4 separate regions of the Homo sapiens genome follow, and all the other regions are linked to region 3. The links are chromatin contacts, found by Hi-C in ENCODE. All regions are on one chromosome and are shown on one strand. Each heading gives the region's core, a stretch centred on a gene start or an enhancer-like site at or near the end of the contact. The rest is flanking DNA. Distances are from core to core; before and after follow the strand shown.

Region 1 (2,949 bases), core at 446-2,945, 3.5 Mb after region 3:
CTCCAGGGATGTGGGGAGGGTAGCATCACAAGGAATTTTCCTCCAAAATGAGTGTAAGCTCAAGTCCTCTCTTGTGTCTGCTTTGCCTTACTTTGCAGGGAAAGAACCCAAGTTGCATGCAACTTCCCATCTAACTTCTCATTCTCTCTTAATTTTCAAACTTGTTTTCATCCCTATTAATAGCCAGGTCATAGAATCATTTTCAGAAACATTTCAGGTGCTTCAGGATTTTTGAAACCCTTTAGTTCGCATGGTTTGAGTGTGTCACAGGTTAGTAAACCCTCAAAGCTATGCTGTCATGGTTATTGTGTGGTTTATGCCGAGAGAAACTGGTCATAGTCTGCCCCAAGTAGCAATTAATGGGGACCCTGAGGGGCAGTCGGGAGAAGTGACTAAATCAATCCAGCAAGCTCTAGAGAAGCATTTCCTCTTGAGAAGTTCACTATTTTGTGAAAATCAAACGCAACCAAATGCCAGGGGAAAGAACATCTCCCACTGGAGCTTGACAATATTTGTAGAATTAAGTGAAGTTGTGTTTCTGGTGGTTGAAAGTGTCTGTTTGTGATCTCATGTATTCTATTTTGCTGAATAGGTACTTAGGATCTGATTTGGGAGGAAATGAAAGCATGACCACTGGCAAGAGTCAGAAAGAGCTACAGGCATTGGCATTTTCTGTCTATTTCTAAGATCTTTTTGTCAATCCGGTGTTTGGAAACAACTTTCAGTCTACCTGCAGGCATTTTAAATGAGTCCTTTACCTTGTTTCTCATAGGAAAACTTCATTTAGCTGCATCCACTCCAGGCAAGTTCTTTGTTTTCACTACTTGTCAGTGTTTTTTCTTAATCACTTCCCTCATCTTCCTTCCTCTCTGAGCCCCTCCTTTTCAACCTCCTCCAGTTCCCTACCCCCAGCCCCTAATGGAGTGTGATGTATTATACTTACGCTTTATGAAATTCTCATTAGGGAGGATCCTGTCCATTGACAATAATGGTTGACTTGCAGAATTCTCAAATATGAAGTTTCAATGGTTTGTACATCACATATTGATTTTCTTTCCTTCCACATGTGGATAATATCCACACAACAGTATCTCACACCCCTATTCTTTGTGAAAACATTATGTGGAAAAGTCGATGTCTTGGGTGGATCAATTGTCAATAACAACAGTGTTTCGGATACATAAGCCCTTCCTGTTGTAGTCACACCTTCTCTCTGACTTTAGGGGCTCCTACAAGGTCCTTGTATTTATTTCAGAATAGGCTAGTGTAGAGACTTAAGGAAGAGCTCTCGGCATCAGTCAGGAATTCATCGGTCAGGCCCTGAGCCCTGCCTCTGCCATGCTGTCATTGACTTTGGCCTTAGGTGGGTCATTTTGCATCTCTGGGCCCAGTTTCCCCACCCTTAAAAGAAGAAGACTGGCCTGTCAGGAGTTCTAGCATCCTTGTGATAGGTCATCCTTGTTGGACAATCCTTGTTTTGTTCCCATTAAGCTTTACTTGCCAGTGAGTTCCTTTTCGTCCTTTTGTAGATTCCGTAAGACCCAGAGGGTGAGTCTAGCCAAAGAGGGAATCAAGCTGGGCTAGCCAAAGAATGTATCCTCTTTGCTCCTAATCTTCTGAAGAATAAGTCACTCCAGAGGCAGGAGGAACCATCTCTGATTGAGCCAGTGAGCATGTGGCTGGCTGTCCTTATGAGCCCCAGGCCCCACCATCAGAGCTAAGCTTGCCAAGGAATGCGGTGTTCCTTCCATAGCTCTGCTTCAGATCTGCTTCCCAGCCCTGTCTGTCCTTCTTGGATTAGGCAGCAGCATTCTAGGAACAAATCCCCTTTGCTCAGCCATGCATCACTGCCTTCCAACTCATTTTCTGAATCTCACAGTTCTTGTCCCCTCCCTGCTGGTCCTGGCAAGACTGAATTTGTCAGGCCTTGTTGAGTTCCTGTAGCCTGGTGCATGTGGTTAGGACCTAGGTTGCTTTTGGCTGCTCTAGATATTTTTAAGTACTTTTAATTGATTGGAAAAACATGCTAACTTTGAGTTTTAAAGTATTTGTAATTATACCCCCCCAAGGCCACTGACTTAGCTGTGGGGTTGTCAAAGAGCCATTAATAAGCAAATTAAAAGGAAGAGGTGGAGCCGTAAAAGCAGTTGCAGAACTAGAAGCCAAAAGCAGCACTTTCTGTTTAGTGACTGTAATAGCCCTGACTGTGTGTGGACTCCTGAGATGGAGGACAAGTGAACTTACTATGTGTTTGAAAAAATGGTTGCAGTGGGGCAAATATAAACCTATGCTGTGCCACACTCCTTCAAGGCTGATCTATTTCATGGCCACTTCCAGAATTGTGCAACAGGTGACCTCCAGGATAACTATGGCTTATCTTACAGCAACGTAGTTCATCTAGGATAGAAAATTGTACCTTTATCCCTGGTACCTTCTGACTACAGATGACATAGTGCTTGAACCAATCCTATCTAATCTCTTTCCACTCATTTTTAGAATAAAAGCCAAGCCTCTCATGGATTGGGATGCCCTTAGAGAAAGAATGCTTATTTCAATGCAGTTGTGTTACTGCTTCGTGGTGTCATATATATTAGTCAGTTTCACTGCAATAATATATAGTCTCCAAATCTCAGGGGCTCACGCCAACAAATTTTCATTTCCCACTTGCATTACATAGTGATGGTCATGCACTGATTGCTACAGTTCTGCTCCCAGTGTCTTCTCTTTCCTGGAATCAGAAACATAGCCATGTATAGTTGGGACTTGCTATTTTTGTTTCATAACTGCATTTTTGTACCCAGTAGCTGTCTGCACTCCTTCCCCTTCCCTGTCCTCTTCCCAGCCTCTAGTAACCATCATTTTACTCTTTACCTCCATGAGTTCAATTGTTTTGATTCCTAAGTCTCACATATGAGTGAGAACCTGCGAAATTTATCTTTCTGTGCCTGG
Region 2 (2,783 bases), core at 66-2,565, 3.7 Mb after region 3:
GTAGAGACAGGGTTTCACCATGTTGGCCAGGCTGGTCTCAAACTCCTGACTTTTGATCCGCCTGCCTCAGCTTCCCAAAGTGCTGGGATTACAGGCGTGAGCCACCGCGCCTGGCCTCATGGATGTTTTTATTCCTTCGTTTCTTCTATGTTCAATAATGTCTACCTGATGCTATGTGAACAACCTCTCTTGGCTGGAGATAATTCTCTTGGGGGAACCATTTTTTTTCCCTTAGAGATTAATAGACATTATTCCATCATCACCTGGCATTCATTGGTATGGTGAATAAATCTACGGCCAGCATGATTTTTTTTCTTTTTGTGAGTGATGTGCATTATTTGTCTGGATGACTGTGTAATTGTTTATTCTTGATGTTACTTAGTCTACTAGATGGTTCTTGGTGTTGAAAATCCCCTATAACACTTGATATGTTCAATTATGATATGAGCTTTTGTTCAGGCTCATTGGTTGCTCTTTGAATTTTGGGATATATGTATATATATATCGTATTGTATAATACGATATATATATTGTATTACAACTTACAACATATTTTTTCAGTTTCACTTGTTGATTATCTCACGGGCACCAATTCTTCTTTGGCTATATCATCTTTGTCCTCCATGTAACTTAGTTCCTTTCTAATTGTTTAGATGTCTTTGTTTTTTAAATTTGCATTCATTATTTTTATGTTCAATTTTCCACATGTTAGTAGCTTGCTCTTTAGCAATGTCTATTCAGTTCCTTGCTAGTTCTAATACGTTTTTTAGTTCAGAAATGATGTTGATTTGAGCATCAATTTATTGCCTCAGCTAGGCAATTTCTCTTTTCATCTTATTCTATCCTTTTACCATCTTACCGTATTCATTTAATAATTACGTTGTTTCATAGCATAACACAGTGGTAGAGCACTTTCCCTCGTTCATTGAGTAATTTTTCCTTCTAGCATTGGTTCTTTGTCTTTTTGACATTCTGCTCCCTTTTCTACTCCCACCCTTTTGGCTGTCACATGTTTGCATTGTTGCCGTGCTATTTTTTTTCTTCTTGCTTATGACTTGGCAGTCCTGTGCTGATGTTCCATTTGATCTGGTATAGAGCTGGGTGATTTCTTAACCCTCTTCCTGTCATATGAGAGTTTGTTTTCCTCTGTAAGCTACAGTTTGATAGTTAAGTCTTTTGCTTCTACCCATTTTTGAGTCGCCTAAGGAGAAAATAGAGGATACGAAGAAAGGTCGGCTGAGGAGCTCTCTTTTAGGATATTTAGGATCTTTTGTGCCTTTGAGGTTTTTTGTCACATACGTGTTCTGTAACACTTGGCTAGGAATCATATATTTTATTTCCGCTTGGAGGCAGGAAGGGCCTTGAGCTTTAGCTTGTTCTTCAGTTGTACTTCAATACAGGATGTAGGTCTGTAGTTTCCATTTTCATCAGAGAGAGTTATGTACATTGTCTGCTTTCTCCATTTAACCTGCCTCACCCCAGGAACCACTCCATCATTCTTCTGTTAAGAGAGAAAATGATACAGATATATGTTCAGTCTGCTTCTGTTCAGGTTGAGGGTATTAACAACAAATTTCAGAACTTTGTAACCTCAGTGACACTCCTTCTGGGATAAGCTGAGGTCCACTAGGAGGGAACTGGTTTGGATGCCAGCTGTACTGCACCCCTCCCCTCCACTGAAGAATGCCCCCTCCCCTGCAACTTTCCTTCCACGATTTCGTTTAATTATTTTTCCTTCTGTAGGTTGCTGTAGCTCTTCTTTGCTCACTTGCTAAGTGTCAGGGGAGGCAAGTTCTGTGTTGCACTTTAAATTTATTATGTTCATTCAGAAACCCTGCTAAACACCTTAATAGCAATGCTGGGAGGAGAATATTAGCATGCCCAGGCAGCAAAGGAACAACAAAGCCCAGGGTTGTTAAGCGATGTGCTTATGGCCGCATAAATTAGTATGTGGAAGATTCAGAAAGCAGGCCCATTTTTTTCCATTCCAGACCATAGCTTTTTTTTTTTTTTTTTTTTTTGAGACTGAATCTCAGTCACCCAGGCTGGAGTGTGCAGTGGTGCGATCTTGGCTCACTGCAACCTCTGCCTCCCGGGTTCAAGTGATTTTTGTGCCTCAGCCTCCTGAGTAGCAGGAATTACAGGAGCCTGCCACCACGCCCTGCTCAGTTTTGTAATTTTAGTAAAGATGGGGTTTCACTATGTTGGCCAGGCTGGTCTTGAACTCCTGACCTCAAATGATCCCCCCAACTCAGCCACCCAAAGTTCTGGGATTACAGGCGTGAGCCACTGCGCCCAACCCAGACCATAGCTTTTTGTATTACAGTCCCAAATACAAGTTAATTATTTCATCAATTAAACAAAAATATACACATATATATTATATAATGTATATACATATATATACATATGTATATATTATATTGTATATATGTATATATAAACATTATATATATATGTATTTATACGTATATTTTATATATACATATGTGTGTGTGTGTGTATGTATAGTTCTACAGTCCTTGACGTATTTTGAAAATTCCAAAATTGGCTGGGTGCGGTGGCTCACATCTGTAATCCCAGCACTTTGGGAGGTTGAGGCATGCTGATCATCTGAGGCCGGGAGTTTGAGACTAGGCTGACCAACATGGAGAAACCCTGTGTCTACTAAAAATACAAAATTGCCTGGGTGTGGTGGCGCATGCCTGTAATCCCAGCTACTTGGGAGGCTGAGGCAGGACAATCATTTGAACTCAGGAGGCGGAGATTGTGATGAACCAAGA
Region 3 (3,220 bases), core at 529-3,028:
CATTCCTATGTTTAAACACACAGAAACTGAGGATTAGAAGTATCTGGTCAAAGTGGTCGGGCGCGGTGGCTCACGCTTGTAATCCCAGCACTTTGGGAGGCCGAGGCGGGCAGATCACGAGGTCAGGAGATCGAGACCATCCTGGCTAACACGGTGAAACCCGGTCTCTACTGAAAAATACAAAAAATTAGCCAGGCGTGGTGGCGGGCACCTGTAGTCCCAGCTACTCCGGAGGCTGAGGCAGAAGGGCGTAAACCTGGAAAGTGGAGCTTGGAGTGAGCAGAGATCGTGCCACTGCAATCCAGCCTGGGCGACAGAGCGAGACTCTGTCTCAAAAAAAAAGTATCTGGTCAAAGTTACACAGCAAAATCTAACTTAACACATATATGCAAAAAAAAAAATTGTGCAATTCAATGCCACTTTCCCTTCTGGCAAACTAAGGACATGCTTAACATTCAGCAATAGGTTCACCCGACATTTGCTTAGCCCTAGATACTGTGCAAAGTACTTCCATATATATCCTTTCCTTGTACCCTTACAGCAATACTCTCAAAGAGTTAAAGTGTTCTTATCCCTGCTTTACAGATGATAAAACTGTATCTAAGAAAGATTAAGCTGCACGTATTCTCACAGTTAATTTGCTCTAAGTCTGACTGCATAGATGTTACTCCTTCTGCAACACGGGTAAAATCCACTTTCATTGTTTCAATTATCCACCATGTAAGTGCCTATGATTCCCCAATCGCATTTCTAATTTTAGTATTCATCCTGAGCCCCAAATCTATCCACAGCATTCAACAGTTCTCATCTCCCTTATAAGTCCTACGAACTCATCCAAAAAACGAACACATAATCCCATATCAAAACTTGTTCCTTCTCCTTTAATCCCTTTCATTTTTTTTCACTGATTAGTGAATGCATATTGTCCACTAAAACGCAGAAGATAGTCATTACACAAATAGCTGTGAAATACCACCTGACATAAATTCTCTATTCCAGTACCATCGGGTGCCACGAGAGCATATGATAGCGTCTGACATGATCAGAAAGACTGGGGAAGGCAACAGTAAGAAAACACTAGTCTGAGCAGAGGCCTTGTTCTGGGTGGGAGCATGGTTCTATTTATAGTGATGACTGACCGGCCAAAGGTTAGTAGGTTCGCTGCCTCTTCAGTGCATATTCCTATGAACAATCCATAAAGTCGCCTAATGAAGTGTTAGCACCATCGTTTTTAGGTGGGATGCAAACTTTCAATATTATGACTAATTTTTTCCCTCTTAATGGTACACGTTCTGCCTAAGTAGCCTAGACGCTCCCGTGCGCCCGGGGCGGGTAGGCCTGGCCGAAAATCTCTCCCGCGCGCCTGACCTTGGGTTGCCCCAGCCAGGCTGCGGGCCCGAGACCCCCGGGCCTCCCTGCCCCCCGCGCCGCCCCGATTTGCCCTCAGAGAGGGTATCGATCTTATTTCTGGGTCTACGGCAAACTCCAAGGTCTACAAACGTAGAGGTCAGCTGTGACCCCGGGCCAGGCCGTGAAGGTCCCCAGGACACAGAGCTGCTCTCTCCTCCTAGTAAAGGTGAGAGGCAGCCCAGGCCTCGTGAAAAAACCCAGAACTGGAGTCCCAAAAGGCCACGCTGATCTAGCTACCCTCCCAGTCACCTTGCACTCAGTCCCGAGCTGCCAAAGCCTCCGCCGCCACCACCTCCGCTCTACTTCCGGCCCTGGCTCCGCCCCCACACGCCTACCCGCCATCGCAATGCATTATGGGCCGCCGTTTCAGTCGGTCGACGCTCACCGGACAGGAAGCGTCTCGGAGACAGTCTGCGACCGGACGGGTCTAGGTGAGACAGAAGCCAAACAGGAGGAGGAAGTGGAGGGTAAGTGCTTCCGGGTCCCCTGGCACAGCCTCCGCCATCTTTTCTTCGCCTAATTTGACCCGTTCTTTTTCCCCTCCTTGAAACCTTGCTCTGTACGCATGCGCTCTTTGAGTGGCCTTTCCCCTAGTTCAAGCTCCCCTCCGAGTCAGCGTCCTGTTCGTTAGGGTTATCGAAGTGTATAAAGGTGCAGGGAAAGTGAGACTGTGTAAAACAAAGCGGATTGGGGCGTTGTGCTTCCTTGTACCTCGTGAGCCTCCGTTGCCTTGGGCGGTCGTTTTGCGCACCCTGCCGGGAGTTGTAGTCCTGGACCCGAAGGTGCCTGGGAGGCGGGAGGGGGGTTGGGGCTTCTCAGCGCCGATTCCGCGGGAAGGGCCCTGGGACCTCACACTTCTAGTCGCGGGAGCTGCAGGTCTTACCCGGAGAGACGCTGCACGTGGAGCCCTCGCCGCTGCCGTTCTCAGCCGGCTCTGGAGTGCGGGCGGGGGCGACAGGGCCGATTCCGGAGTGGGTGAGTGCGGCCGCCGGGGAGGAGGGGAGCGCGGGCCCTCGCGGGCCGGCCTCGTTCCGGGGCCTTTTCCCCCACAAGGGCCCCCCCGCGGCCGCCTCTGTGTTTTGTTTCCGCTGGTCCCCGGCGCTGTGACTCCCATTTCCGTTCGTGGAGACTTGAGGGAGCCGGGTGGGGAGGGGCGGGAGAGCTGTGCGGGGAGCGAAGGGGAGGGGCGGGGGGCGAGCGGCCTGGAGCCCGGGGGGACCGGGCACCGCCGGGACCCGTGCCGGACGGGTCGCCTGTCGCCGCTCCCTCCTTTCCGCGTCCCCTCCTCGCCCGTCCGCACTCCTCAGCAGTCTCAGCCTGCTCAGCTGGGATGTGGTCCTGACGCCCCCGAGATTTTAAGAGCAAAATGCAGACCCTGTCTCATCGCGGGACTCAGCGATTCACTCATTTCAAATCCGCTCTCTTTATAGAACAACACACACCAGAATCATTTATCAGCGTATATGGTAGCCATCTGGGTTTGTTTTTTTGTTTTTAAGCAAGGAAGTAAACCAAGGAGATAACAATGGGTTGTCTACTTGGAAATTTTTTTGTGTACTAGAAGACACGCTGTATGTGCGTGTTTGGATTTAGGGACCCCAGTTTGATCAGGTTAGCGGACCGAGAGGACAATGCCTAATATTGCATTGCAAGATGATTAGAAATTTAGAAATAAAATTCATTTCATAAGTAGTTTCCACTAATAGCAGTAGGTCTGACTCGTGAGAAGAGCAAAGATTTAGCAGGATTCACTTGAGCGAATTGTAGAACGAGGCGGTGATAACATTCTTCGGTAGTGTTATCTTGAACT
Region 4 (2,749 bases), core at 197-2,696, 3.1 Mb after region 3:
GAAGTTGCAGTGAGCCAAGTTCGTGCCACTGCACTCCAGCCTGGGTGACAGAGCAAGACTCCATCTTTAAAAAAAAAAAAAAAAAAGAATGGTATCAGAAAGAATAGAAGGTGAAAGGAAGAAAGGAAATGGAAAATTAGTATTCTATCCATCTGTAGAAAATTTTTTAAAATATGTATTGTCTTTTATTCTGATTTCTTCTGGATTCCACTTTGTAGATTTATGAGCCCAGGACCACTGGTATTCAGTAAAGGAGTAGAAATCAATTTGTAGGGGCAGGAGGGATGCCATGTGTCATAGCTACGCAAACAGAAGAAACTTAGTGATTAAAACTCACAAAAAAGAACAGTATTAGCTGGGAGCTATGGCTCATGCTTATAATCCCAGCACTTTGGGAGGCCGAGGTGGGTGGATCACTTGAGGTCAGCAGTTCAAGACCAGCCTGGCCAAGATGGCGAAACCCCCGTCTCTACTAAAAATACAAAAATTAGCTGGGCGTGGTAGCGGGCGCCTGTAATCCCAGCTACTCAGGAGGCTGAGGCAGGAGAATCACTTGAACCTGGGAGGCAGAGTTGCAGGGAGCCAAGAACATGCCACTGTACTCCAGCCTGGGTGACAGAGCGAGACTCTATCTCAAAAAGAAAGAAAAGAACGAAAGAAAGAAAGAAAGAAAGAAAGAAAGAAAGAAAGAAAGAAAGAAAGAAAGAAAGAAAGAAGGAAAGAAGGAAAGAAGGAAAGAAGGAAAGAAGGAAAGAAGGAAAGAAAGAAAGAAGGAAAGAAGGAAAGAAGGAAAGAAGGAAAGAAGGAAAGAAGGAAAGAAGGAAGGAAAGAAAGAAAGAAAGAAAGAAAGAAAGAAAGAAAGAAAGAAAGAAAGAAGGAAGGAAGGAAGGAAGGAAGGAAGGAAGGAAGGAAGGAAGGAAGGAAGGAAAGAAAGAAAGAAAGAAAGAAAGAAAGAAAGAAAGAAACAGTATCACCTTTCAAACAGTGATGGGTCCCTAATACCTATATGCTGAGTATTGTCACACTCATGTTCCATAGCTGTTTGTATTCTGTGTCATTTTTACTATACGTACACAAGACAGAAAACAAAAAACACTGTTTAATTCAGATTTTGTAAGGTATATAGTATAACTGTTTACTAAAATATCATATTTGTAGGAGGTGAAAGTTAATATACTAGCAAACTGCTAAAGAGAATTAACTATTTTTTTAACAAGGAATGTATATTTATGTAGCACTCTCAGACTTTAAAAGCACCATTACTGTACATAAAGCTTTTGATTTGCAGTTTTTCATCATAAACCCAACAGAGCAGAGCCCAGACACCAGGCATTTTTCCCTGGAGTCACTCTGCCTTATTATCAGGACTGGACTTAAGTATCCTTCCCTGGAAAGGGCAAAAGATCTCACATTGTAGGGCAAATATGCTTGAGGCAGTACAAAGAGGCACAGTCATGTTTCAGGATGTGGTTTTAGCCAAAGGTGATACAATCACAAAGCTGGGTTGAGAGAGGAAATAACAATCAGGAGCAGTCTTGAGTGTGTCTCTGTTACCTGGAGTCTTCTTGTTCTTCTCTCTACCTCTCCAAGAGTCTCCATTACCATTGATGTAAATAATTAGTAATAAGAGCCGGAAGCAAAAATGTTGAAATACTTTAACTCTTTTGAACACAAATTTAATAGCAGTAGTAAACTAACAAATGAATCATTGAATTGAGGGTGGATTCTGCTGCAACAAAGAACTTGTATTATGATATAAATTGAGAAGATTGTTCTGATCTAGCTCCTCCTGTATTCAGAGTTAAAACTCTCTCTAAACATCATGTTCCACCTAAGAACCATTAACTCTCCCATTCTCACAACCTGTGTGACAAATACTCATACTCTAAATATTTGGCTTATCTCACTTATCCATTGCTAGAGGATTTAACATACAAGTGTTGCCCTACATACAGACTACTAAGTTAACCATAACCATTCGTGTATTGATACGTATGTTCAAACAGCAATGATGAACTGAGTGCCTGCTCTGAAGGAACTCAAATTCAGATTCAGCTAATATTTCTGGAGTAACACCCATGCACTAGGTATTGAGCTAAAGACTTTGTCTTATTTAGGTGCCTATCATGTGCTAGGTGTTGAACTAGTTACTTTAACACATTATCTCATTTGGTCTTCATAACAACCTAGTAGGTCGGCATTTTTTATTTTATAGATAGGAGACTAACACTCAGAAAAGGTGAGTGACTTGCCTGAAGTCATAAAATTAGTCAAGACTTAAAACTGGCTTTTTGGTCCTGAGTCTTCTCTCTGGCTCTTTCTAATTGGTAGTATTGTCTGTCTTAGGTCCACGCTTTTACTATCCTCTTCTATGCAAAAGAATATCTGATCAGAAAGAAACAAAGCCACTTATAGTTTGATTAGAAAGAAATAAAACCGCACAGAATTTTAGCCACCTTTGTCTATGGGCTGATAGCTTTGTGCACACAAGGCCAAGCAACCACAGGCTCCAGAGATGTGATGTGGAGATGTGCCAAGTGGCAGGTGACATCACATCTTTACATTCCTAGAAGTACTGTGCCCTAATAATTTTACAGCAGAGACATAAACAGATGGATGTGACAAATCCAGTAATGGCAGTTACATAATCTCAAGATCTTTCTCAATGACTCTAAGAACATGTCCAAGACCAAGAATGACTTACCAGGTACATGCCAGTGCTTTAACTAAACAGAAACTATTTTTCAAC

What was found. Hi-C counts contacts between places; a loop is a spot of excess contacts on that map. Pooled maps may share reads with other maps.
Region 1: a map with no recorded cell type shows a loop between it and region 3 (6-fold over the local background). The contact joins the enhancer-like site here to the promoter of GABPA in region 3. A Hi-C loop is called at or near these places in 2 of 37 single-sample maps with no recorded cell type and 2 of 50 pooled maps.
Region 2: a loop to region 3 is called in a pooled map, with 4 times the contacts of the local background. The contact joins the enhancer-like site here to the promoter of GABPA in region 3. A Hi-C loop is called at or near these places in 4 of 50 pooled maps.
Region 4: a loop to region 3 is called in a pooled map, with 5 times the contacts of the local background. The contact joins the enhancer-like site here to the promoter of GABPA in region 3. A Hi-C loop is called at or near these places in 3 of 50 pooled maps.

What each region holds. Positions count from the first base shown.
Region 1 is chr21:29,235,521-29,238,469 of GRCh38, forward strand. All of the region lies in intron 1 of LINC00189 (long intergenic non-protein coding RNA 189), which reads left to right. Among named protein-coding and RNA genes, the nearest start is that of LINC00189, 44 kb to the left of the region's middle. RefSeq lists enhancers at 392-471, 1,709-1,808. Within about 2 kb of position 1,696, at least 7 of the 41 ENCODE cell types and tissues checked have a DNase peak (open chromatin) inside an H3K27ac peak, as active enhancers do.
Region 2 is chr21:29,448,361-29,451,143 of GRCh38, forward strand. All of the region lies in intron 1 of LOC107985486 (a long non-coding RNA gene), which reads left to right. Among named protein-coding and RNA genes, the nearest start is that of BACH1-IT3, 46 kb to the right of the region's middle. Within about 2 kb of position 1,316, at least 2 of the 41 ENCODE cell types and tissues checked have a DNase peak (open chromatin) inside an H3K27ac peak, as active enhancers do.
Region 3 is chr21:25,733,194-25,736,413 of GRCh38, forward strand. GABPA (GA binding protein transcription factor subunit alpha) reads left to right here and starts at 1,779. Exons shown (of 10, transcript NM_002040.4): 1 at 1,779-2,385. It overlaps ATP5PF (ATP synthase peripheral stalk subunit F6), which reads right to left and starts at 1,711. Exons shown (of 4, transcript NM_001003703.2): 1 at 1,660-1,711. RefSeq lists enhancers at 1,133-1,212, 1,531-2,186, 1,613-1,722, 1,743-1,862 and silencers at 1,323-1,422, 2,363-2,502, 2,563-2,772.
Region 4 is chr21:28,830,810-28,833,558 of GRCh38, forward strand. It overlaps a transcript of HEMK2 not described here. Among named protein-coding and RNA genes, the nearest start is that of HEMK2, 53 kb to the right of the region's middle. Within about 2 kb of position 1,447, at least 5 of the 41 ENCODE cell types and tissues checked have a DNase peak (open chromatin) inside an H3K27ac peak, as active enhancers do.